2 separate regions of the Mus musculus genome follow, and region 2 is linked to region 1. A link is a contact called in ENCODE Hi-C data. All regions are on one chromosome and are shown on one strand. The core of a region is the stretch at or near the end of the contact, and the rest is flanking DNA. Distances in the headings are between cores, read along the strand shown. Region 1 holds the start of C030013C21Rik (RIKEN cDNA C030013C21 gene). Region 2 holds the start of Myo1d (myosin ID).

Region 1 (5,108 bases), core at 1,873-4,372:
CATGATTGTGAAAAATGGAGAGAAGCCAGAGGAAGTGAAGAGCGCTCTGAGCCAGGTGTGATCGTGCACATCCGTCATTCCACTAACAAGGCTGAAAACTTCAAGGCCAGCCTGTGCTATACTGAGAGGTCTTGTCTTTAAGAGAATTTCAATTTCTCATACAAATCCCTCCCATGGCATTGGATTAGGAAACAGTTCAATACAAATATCAGTGAAGTTCATAACTTTACCCAGGCATGGGCCACGCTGACTTGCCTATAGTTACTTCTGGGTCTATATAATCCTTCCTAGTCAATCTAGGTTATATCCATCTAGGTTCCTCTCACATGCTTAAAATACCCCAGTATGATAAAATTCATACTCCCCTGAGGATTCAAATACTTTATGTTCTGTGATTACATAATAGCTCACTAAAAACAACAACACTACAAACTCTACATGGATTATCACCGCATCCACTGTCCCTATGCCTGCCCTACTGCTACAATCTAATTTTGGCTCCAATGTTGAGTAGAAACCACCATGTTTGAGTTAGAGGTTTTTGAGCAATGAAAGAACTTTGCTCTAAACTACTGCAGTGTTCTGAAGGCCTTCTTCCCCACTTCTCCCAGATAAAATTACATGTACACAACACACCAAATAAATGAATAAATATGACATATTGTTTAACAACTACTTATGCAACAATTTGATACTGATGTCTCTTTGGAAATGAGTAACCAAAAATCCCCTCCATAGTACAGAGATGCAAAGAAATGAGCTATTAAGAGAGAAAATCAGTTTGTGCTTTTTACTTTATTGTTATTATTTTTTAGTTTGTGTGTATGAGTGTTTGTCTGCATGTAGGTGTGCATACCACAGCAACACCTGGTACCTGTGGAGGCCAGAAGAGGGCATCAGATCCCCTGGACCTGGAGTTACCGATGTTTGTGAGCCACCATGTGGGTGCTGGGCACTGAACCAGACCTTCTTAGATGCTGGATGCTGACTTAATGAGCATTATTACGGTACACGTGGTCAGCACTCTTGACAGATGAGATCTGCTGCCTCCTAAACAGACAGCAGAGTGTTGAGGGAGATGCAGGGCAGAGGGAGGACATGGTGGGAGGAGTAGGGAGAAGGTCAGCATGGCTCGGTGCGGGCGGAGTTTATGAAACTTAAAAGCAGTGTGAGGATGGACAAGGCAGTTGAGAACAGGGCTAGGGAGGTGCCAGAGCCAAAATATATTTCTGGTTTCCTTGTGGAAGAGCCAGATTGCTGTGTGTTCCATGCCCACATCCCAGTGATTGCTGGTCTCCTTACTATCTGAGATGCGCCCTCAGCCACTTAGCAGCACTGTGTGCCCACTGTACATAATGAAAGACCAGGAAGAGCCAGGGAGGAAGGAAAGGAAAAACAGGTACTTAGCACAGGAGGGACCTTGGTTATAATCGAACGGCTTTATTTCAGAGATACTATGCCTTGAGCTGGCTGGAGTGGTGCAAGCCTGCGGTCCCAGTACTAGGGAAATGGAGGCAGGTAGGATGAGGAGTTCAAGGTTAGCCTATGTTACAGAGGAGACCCTGCCAAAATAAACCAGGAAAGGAGAAAAAACTCACCCACCCAACCAAGCCAACAAAATGCCCTCAAACCACATAGGTGGTTAGTGGCAGAGTGACACTTGTATGGCACACCCAAGATTCCCACCCACTCGTTCATCGACTCACCCACTCTCCTACCCACCCAACTCACCCACCCACCCGACTCACCCACTTACCAACCCAACTCACTCATTCAGCCAAACCATCCACTCACCCAAGTTCACTCACTCACCCACGCACCCACCCACGCACCCAACTCACCTACCCACCCTCACCCACTTACCAACCCAACTCACTCACTCACCCACCCACCCATCTGCCCGCCCACTCAATTCACTCATAGGAGAAAGGGAGGCAGCACAGATCAGCACCTCTAATGGGAGTACACGAGAGCCACAGCAAGAGTCCACAGGAAACCCACAGGTCTGTCAGGAGTCACTCCTGTCAGTCTCATGACCAACTAGACCTTCAGGGCCATCCTGTGGGAGGGAAAAATGGCTGGGGGGGCAGTCTTTTCTGGCCCTGGACAAGTCGGGATCAACAGGGCAAATTTCCTAACCTCTGCTTGCCTCTGTCCTGGGCCATGAATGGGAATCTAGGGGAGATCCAAACTGAACGATCCAGGACAGAGTACGCTCAGCACCATGGCTGGAGAGCCACAACAGCCTCACGAGCACACCCTGTGATCGCTGTGCTGATGACCACAGAGCTGCGACAACCAGGGGTCAATTCGTTTTTCTTACAAAAAAGCATCAATGGCTTCATATGCTCAGGAAAGCACATCTATTCTCTCCGATGCTAAATGAGCATATTTATCTGTGTAGTTTCCCACGCTATAACCACCCCCGTTTCTGATTTTGATGGACCGTGTTTCCTTTTGATGTCACCTCAGGGTTTTTTTTTTTTTTTTTTTTTTTTTTTTTTTTTTTTTGCTTTGCTGGTGAGAAAGTCCCAGTTTAGTTTCACAATTAAAAAGAGAGTCACACACACACCTCTGTTGAGTATCCGGGCCCCTGCACACTTGCTGCTCAGGCCACCGGTTCAAGTTTAGGGTACAAACAGGAAACTGTTCATTCCTACTTCGTTACTTCTGTTTCCCGAGGCATCAACACAACTTGGGTTACAGCTGAGATTAGAAACCGGAAGCAGTCAGTAGGCAACAGCCTGGGCTACCAGTTGTGAAGTGGCAGCAGGAGGTTTGATCTACACAGACACATGGACTCTGAAGGCCTTTGATGCCGCCTGGGCCACCGGGTGGGTATTCCTCTGACATCCACTCTGAGGGCCCAGACTGCCACCCGCAATCTCCTTCCCCACACTTCTTTCTAAGGCTTGGTAGCTTGCTGCGAGTTAGCTCTTGGTTATTTTTAGCCCCACTAACTGCTTGAGAGGCAGCTGCAAGGCGGCAGCTGTGGAAGGCAGCTGCCGCGGCTTGATCTCTAGCCGGTATTATCTGACAGCTCTCGGCATGTGAGTTCTAAGATCCCCCTTTCTTTAGGTGAGCTCACAAGCTTTTCTCCTGGGGATGACATCAGATCTGTGTGTCCGATCACCTGCTCTGGTGGGGGACATGTGCAGAATTCCGCTAGAAAGGGAGATTCCAAATGTTTCTGACCCATAAACGCCAGGTGTGACGCAGGGGCCCTCCCACAGGGTTTCTAAGATGAGGGAGCGCCACAGAACTTCTGTCCTGCAAACTCTGATGTCACAAAAGAATGCAGAGAGAATGAGGCAGCTCACTAGCCTGCCTGGAGCCCCCTTCAGAGCCAGCATCAGATGAGACAGGTACCAGGCTGATGTGCGTACGCTATCCAGGAGAACTGGTCCAGATCCCATCTCCTCTGCTCTCTTGCATGGCTTTGCTTCTTGGCACACACACACCTCCTGCCTGCCTTTCTCTGGAGGGTCTTCAGCTACAGCATACAGCTTTTTGCCTTTAGGCTTCTGCATAGACTGTTTCCAATCTAGGTGGCGTTTAGACCTGCTTCTAGGTGTTAATTTGGGAGCTTTTTCTTGCTCCCATGTCAGCCTCACTTGTCCCTTAACCGCATTACTCCGAGGGCTGTATGGAACATTACTTTTAGGCATCTATTTTCTTTATAAATCTAAACCCTTTTAGCTAGCACATAGTGAGGCTCGGCAGATAGCTGACTGATGATGTCTTGGACTCCCCAAGAATTCCTCCCTCCCCCATCTATGCCTTTTTTTTTTTTTTTTTTTTTTTTTTTTTTTTGACATCAAATGTTCTTCACTGGGGACGGAACGCACAGTCTTGTGCACGCTAGGCCAATGCTCGGTAAACTGAGCTACATTTCCAGTCTCCAATTTTCTGTTCTTCAAATTGCCTCTTTTTCAATTGATCTCAATATATTCAAACTGAGTCCTTTGTCAATTCCCTGTCAGAAAAAGGGCTTCAGAGAAGAGATGTATGAAAATGCTGGGCTCGAAGGCACATTTGGGCTAAGGATACACACACAGGTAAACAGAGAAGAGCGGGGCTGGCTAGCTGAGCCTTTGTCGCCAGCCTCTTGAAACTTTCTTTTCTGTGGGTTGAGAAGCCTGAACCCCTGTTCCCAAGGCATTCTTGACAAGGAGTTTGCCCATCAAGACGACTTTCCCATTAACCTTGTGGCGCTGTTCTCAGCTGCCTCTCACAGAGCCCCTCTTAGGGCAGCGAGGCAGTTCACACCTGTGTCTACATTCTCTGGTGCACCTCCTTCTCTACCCAACCTCCACCATGCCAGACACAAGCCAGTGGAAACACTGGCTTCATACACAGCACCATGCTGAAGTCGTTTCCCAGCCCCCACCATTACAGTAAGTGGGGTAAGATACAAGTTTCTGCTTTAAAACGGGCACGTGAACACAGTCTCCATCCAACCAAGGGCTGCAGAAGAGCCCTCGGGTGCTCGACTGTCCGCCCCGGGGTTCCACTTGCTCTTCCTTGTACTGTTCTATCTCCATCCAGTCTCTTAGGTGACCAGATCCACCCCTTCTCGTTCCGGGGAAGCTTCCTATCTTAGGACTTGCTCCTCAGGTTCAAGGATCTAGCCTGCAGCCTCACTTATATAAGCTTGGTGGAAGGCATTTAATATACCCTGGGCCAATCAGAGCCTTTGCCTGGGGTTCATAGATTTTGAGGTAGAAAAGTTCCCCCTGTTTTTTGTTTGGTTTTGTTTTTAGGCTGTTAAACTGGCTGCAAGTGTGCCTAGGTATTCCCTATGCGGAAGCACACTATACACAGAGATGGAAAGTGGAGAAGGAGAGACAGGCAGGAGGGAGGAAGCAAAGGACTTGATGGTTCCCAATTCCTGTTCTAGGGCTTCACAGTCCACAGGCTGTCAGCTCCTTCCAGGCCATTCTGGTGTGAGTTTGTGTTGCGGGTACATGTGAGTGAGTGAGTGTGTGCATGTGAGTGTGTGTGTGTATGTGTTTGAGATAGGGTCGCAAGTAGTCCAGGCTGGTCTCAAATTTACTATATCTCCCACAATAGATGACTTTGTATTCCTGACACTCCTGCCAGGGAGC
Region 2 (5,793 bases), core at 1,194-3,693, 270 kb after region 1:
AGGCAGCTCAGTGATAGAGCACACAAAAAGATTGAACAAGAGTTCAGTCTCCAAGACTGAGAAGGACTATATATACATATATACATATGTATATATGATGGTATGTGTATACAGGCTATATGCAAATAAGACTCCCTTATCCAAAACTTCATTCTCTGCAATTTCAGATGAAGTATCAATGAAGGTGAATATGGCACAAAGAGAAACTGCAAGAAATTCCATCTAACTTTTCTTACTGTCATAATAGTTCTGTTTTATATGAGTCATTTTTCATCACCAGGTATGTAGTTAAAGGGAAAAACACAGCATATACAGTTTATCCACTAGGGGGTTTCTTGGAATCCATGACCCACATATATGAAGGGGCTAGTATTCTGCTATGTCAGTTTATACAACTCAGGAATCCTCTGATTGTAATTTTTAAAAGAGAGCCTTGAAAAACTCTCCAGACTGACCTCAAACTCATTTCCCGGCATCACACACACGCACACACACCCTGAGAAGTAGGTGGGATGATAGGTGAGTATCCTCAGATTCTAGAATTCACGGGGACTCTTGGGATAGACTTTCTGGGGACACTGGGGGACTACATATAACTCCGCAACATTCTATTTAGGAATACTCTGTGTATCTTGAGAGCACTACCCTAGGAAACCCGGGGAGTCCTAGAATACAAGCACTGAAAACTCCTGGAAACGGAGGGCCACAGACAAGGCCAGTTTATGGCAGGCATGTGTAGTTTGCAGGCCAGTGTTCCTGCTCCAGACACAAGGAAGCCTGACGCAGAACAGATGAGGGCTGATGATGCAGCCCTGTTTGTTAGTTGATAGCGTGATTGCCTAATGCGCCAAGCCCTGGGTTTGATGCCTAGCACTACAGAAATCAAGTGCAGCAGTGCATACCTGTACTCCCAGCAGGAAGTAAAGGTAGGTGGAGCAAAAGTTCAAGTTCACCCTAGCCATATTGCAGAACAGAACATATGAAATTATTTGTTTTGTTAATTTAAAAATTAAAACAGGTTTTTTTAAAAATTACAGAATTGTAGTTGACAGTAAAATTGAGGTAAATATCCAAACCTAATTATGATTTTCAGGTTTAAGTTTAAAAAGTGATATTTGGCTATAAAGTTTACAAGTAACAGACAGAGCAAAGCTTCCGGGAAAACACAAACAAACAAATAAACAAGTAAGCACACGCTTCAAGCTGAAACTCCGTTTCAGTTTTTTTTTAAAGTCAAAACACTTTAATACTCAGATTACATATTACTGTTTGAAAATGAAATAATTACGTATAGAAGACTTTCTAAAATAAGTTCCTCTTGGAAGCCCATTTTGGGGCATTGTGTTGTAACTAAATTCTCAAAGATGTCAGTAACACAAAGGCTCCATCCATACATAACTCCTTGAAAAAACTGAAACCATGGACGCCTTGTCAAATTCAGACAGTTTATCTTGGCACTGGCAAGTACAGCAGTCTCTTCGATGTCTGGAAACGGGTCTAATTACGTCGAATGAGTAACTAAAAAATAGCCCGTGTCCCGGAACAGACAGCTTAGGGTTCACTCCATAGCATCCTGAATGGTAGGATGGAACCACGCCAGAAAGAAAGAAAAGAGAAAAAAAAAAGAAGAAGAAGAAGAGGAAGGAAAGAAACGAGAAAAGAAAATCGAGCGTGAAAGCAGGAGATAGATGCCAGGCTCTTTTAAAACAACCTTCCAGTTTTCCTGGGGCTGCCAGGGCCATCACGCCGCTCCTAAGTTTTTCTTTTCCCTTACTTTTGTTCCATTAAGTCACCCGGTCCCGCCCACATCATTTACCTGGCTCAGGGCGGGCTGGTGCACCCCTAAGCGACCTCAAGCCCAGCATGCCCCTAATCAAGACACCACACAGGGACGACCCCAGACCCCTAAAGTGCAGTCCTAGACCTCATCACACCCTGGAGTCCCAAGGCCGCACCAAGGAAGAGTCCTCTCTCTGGGAGGCGTGACCACCCAGCGCCGCGGACCCCCTGTCACCCCGCCGCACTCACTCGCGGGAGCTGCTCGCCCCGGTCACCCCGAATCCTCAGCAGCGCCCCCTCTCGGGAAACCCCGGCATGGCTGTCGAGACGCGCTCACCTGAGCCTAAGGTTGGCCATGAACTCGGGCATGGAGACGGTGTCCATCAGCACGAAGTCCGCCTTGCCGAACTCAAGGCTCTCCTGCTCCGCCATGGCGCCGGCTCAGGTGGGAGCGCTCGGGTTGGGGCGGGGGTGCTCGGCACCTTTGGGCGGGGTCGGGCCGGAGAGAGAGAGAGAGCGAGAGAGACGGCCGCCACTCCTCAGAGCTCCAGCCGGCGCGGCTCTGAACGGGCGAGGCCGGCGGCTTCCGCTCCTCCCGCGGTGGCTGCGGGTTGTGTGGGGGCCGTGGTGGCGAGACGGAGACGGCGGCGGCTGGTCCCGCCTCTAGCCTGGGTCCCGCTGGGCCCCGCCCCGCCCCGCCCCGGCCGCTCGGGCTCCGCCCCGCCGATGAGCCCGCCCAACCCCGGCCCAGCCGCCTCCTCACCTGGGCGGCGCGCACGCGTGGGGCGGGGACGCGCTCTGGGCCAGCCGCGGCGGCTAAGCGGCAGCGCCCCCTAAAGACAGGCACGGGCATCTAGCGTGGCGGGGAGCCGTGTGGACCTGACTCTGGGTAGAATAGGCCTTGTTGCCTTCTTCAACCCCTGCCTAGTAGATGCCAACAAACTTACAAATTTACAAACTTATAACTTGAGCGGCTTTGGCGCGAATTATCCATTATGATTCCCTCACATTCTTCTGTGCTCATGTGCCATCCATCCTTGAAATGGTGGCTGAATAGTTATGGCAATGGTAGAGAATACTTCCAGGTCACCGAAATGTTTAGAGCTGTTCTAAGTGCTTTAGCAAACTTAAGTAACTTGTCACACTGCTAGGAAGTGGAGGAGCTGCGACTTCGTGGAGGTCATCTGATTTACGAACCCCAGCATTCAGCCACATGGCTTACTCTTCATTTCCAGTGGTCCATTTTTTTCCACTCATGTGAGCATGTCATCAGACTAGTACCTTATACTAGTAATTTTTTAAAAAATGTATGAATCATCTCCTCGGGATGATTGCAGCTTCTAGCATAGAGGACCATGTCCTAAACTTTTTTTTTATATCCCCCACCTCCACTCTCTACACATTCCAAGAAGCTTATAGTAGTAGTTTGTATTATAAATAAGAAATCCATGAAATTAGTTCCATAGATTGTAATGAGTTATGATCTCCAATTTCAAGACACACTGGGTGTTCTTAAAATGGTTTTTGTTGGGGGGAGGGGTGTTGCTGGAGAGATGGCTCAGTGGCTAAAAGCACTTGCTGTTCTTACAGAGGACCAGAGTTAATTTCCCAGCATCCACAACAATAGCTTTGCCTGTAACTCCAGTTCAAGGAGATGAGACACCCTCTTCATACCTCTGAGGGTACCAGGCAGGAACATATATACATGCAGGGACTCACACAGTCACATAAAATAAAGGTGAATAAATATTTTTTTTTTAAACTTTTCTTTCAGGGGCTGGTGAGATGGCTCAGCGGGTAAGAGCACTGACTACTCTTCCCAAGGTCCTGAGTTCAAATCCCAGCAACAACGTGGTGGCTCACAACCACCCATAATGAGATCTGACACCCTCTTCTGGTGCATCTGAAATCAGCTATAGTGTACTTATGAATAATAATGAATGAATCTTTGGGCTGGAGAGAGCAGGGACTGAGCAAGTGAGGCCTACCAGAGTGAGCAGTGTTGACTGGAGCGAGCAGAAGTCCTAAAAATTCAATTCCCAACAACCACATGAAGGTTCACAACCATCTGTACAGCTACAGTGTACTCACATACATAAAATAAATAAATAAATTTTTTTTTAAAAAACTTTTTTTCCAAATATAGACTATATTTTCCTGATGGATATACATTGTAAGGGGCATTGTCTAGTACCTGCACATATTTGGGCCTGTGTCTGTTAGGACCATGTTCTGTGCAGAATCTATTAGGAAATCAAGAGCATCCAAGCCCTGGCTGGACTTCAGCTCTGTGGCTGAATTTGAGATGAGTAAACTAGGCTGAAGGACCTTGGCATGTTTTAGCTGCCAACAAGCCACACTTGCCAAGAGAGGGGACAGCACCCTGATCGCTTTCCTGCAGCACCTCTGCCTTCAGAAAGCCACCCTGATCCTTGGCACGGCACAGCAGGTTGGCCTGCAGTTTGGCTCCTGTGTGTAGCTTTCTTTCTGAGGAGGATTCTTGGATTTCATGGTGATTGTTTGTAGAGAAAGAACTCTGGGATAGATACTTCCAAGATAGGACTGTCCTATGCCTGTGTCATTTGTGAGAGCAGACTGGTGGCTAAGAAGACGCTTATATAAACTGGTTCTGCATTCCTACACTCTTCTGATCAGTGTATCTCCATGTAGGCAGAACTGAGTTTGTAAAGGGAAAGAAGTAGGTCTCAAAGTCTGTGCCCTAGGAAGCAGACCCCAAGTTCTATCGGTAAATGGATATGTAGGTATGCCTAGTATATGTGTGTGTGTGTGTGTGTGTGTGTGTGTGTGTGTGTGTGTGTGTCCTGAATCCTGAGGTCTTGACAATCAGAACAAAATTCTAGGCACTAAGAAAAGAGACATGAAAATCTACAGATCACAAGAACATCAGAGAATGGGAGGCACAGCAGGGTGATTTGTGATTTCCAAATGGCTAAATTTGGAGAACTTTATAGTAGTCATTGCCATGTATGGGAGGCTCAAGTCTGGAATATGTGTACAATCTGTGCAAAGATATTCTGTAAATTCTTGTATACATCCAGATTAGAATAAAGTCAGGCATCGAGACCAGTGAGTTTCTTCTGATGAACTTGGAGCTATCCAGCAAAGTCCACTGTTAATTGAGGTCACCCTTTAGATTCTGATGTCATTTTTTTAAATGTCATTGGGTTGTACAAACATAGAGAGAATTCTGATTCATGCGTTCAGAAGTAATTTATTACTTGTACAGTTTTCTATCCAGCATTGTAGTGCCCAGCTGCAACCTTATTGATCAATGCTCACACAAAGCCCAGATGGTGTGGGCAGCTAAGTGTTGAGGACTATGCTCCTGCAGGCTAAGCCACAGCAGTTTAGCTCTCTATGAATCTCTTTCATGACAAAACAAGAAGGGAAACACATTTGAGCCGGGCGTGGTGGCACACGCCTTTAATCCCAGCACTTGGGAGGCAGAGGCAGGTGGATTTCTGAGTTCGAGGCCAGCCTGGTCTACAGAGTGAGTTCCAGGACAACCAGGGCTACACAGAAAAACCCTGTCTCAAAAGAGAGAGAGAGAGAAACACAGAGAGAGAGAGAGAAACACACACACACACACAGAGAGAGAGAGAGAGAGAGAGAGAGAGAGAGAGAGAGAGAGAGAGAGAGAGAGACATTTGGCTATGCACGTTGCGTTCTGGTTTAAGATGTATTAGCAAATAAGAATTTACATCACCAACAGTAAGATGTGCTGACAGTATGAACTTTCTGATTGATTGATCACCTGAAAAAGACACAATACCACTTACCTGCTAAGAAAAATACATGTGTTTGTGAAGAAACGTGGAGCAAACCCAGAACAAAGAGTAGCCTGCAAAAGTGTTGATCAGTACCCGTCAAAAATGCCAAGGGTATGAAGCACAAAGATGCCAAGGCACTGGGCCAGTTACGGGCTAAAACCTGGATGAGGACCCAAAAGACATCACAGCTGAAGGCAATGTGTGATTCCAAACCAGGCAAAAG

The links. Hi-C counts contacts between places; a loop is a spot of excess contacts on that map.
Region 2: a loop to region 1 is called in a map of T-helper 2 cell, with 2.4 times the contacts of the local background. The contact joins the promoter of Myo1d here to the promoter of C030013C21Rik in region 1. A Hi-C loop is called at or near these places in 3 of 37 maps with a recorded cell type or tissue (T-helper 1 cell, T-helper 17 cell and T-helper 2 cell).

What each region holds. Positions count from the first base shown.
Region 1 is chr11:80,505,984-80,511,091 of GRCm38, forward strand. C030013C21Rik (RIKEN cDNA C030013C21 gene) reads right to left here and starts at 3,123. Exons shown (of 3, transcript NR_126552.1): 1 at 2,573-3,123; 2 at 1,952-2,059; 3 at 1,427-1,562. The region is part of intron 21 of Myo1d (myosin ID); the gene reads right to left. Gm31109 (a long non-coding RNA gene) reads left to right here and starts at 3,294. Exons shown (of 2, transcript XR_003949722.1): 1 at 3,294-3,378; 2 at 5,074-5,108.
Region 2 is chr11:80,777,582-80,783,374 of GRCm38, forward strand. It overlaps Myo1d (myosin ID), which reads right to left and starts at 2,444. Exons shown (of 22, transcript NM_177390.3): 1 at 2,117-2,444. The coding sequence starts at 2,211.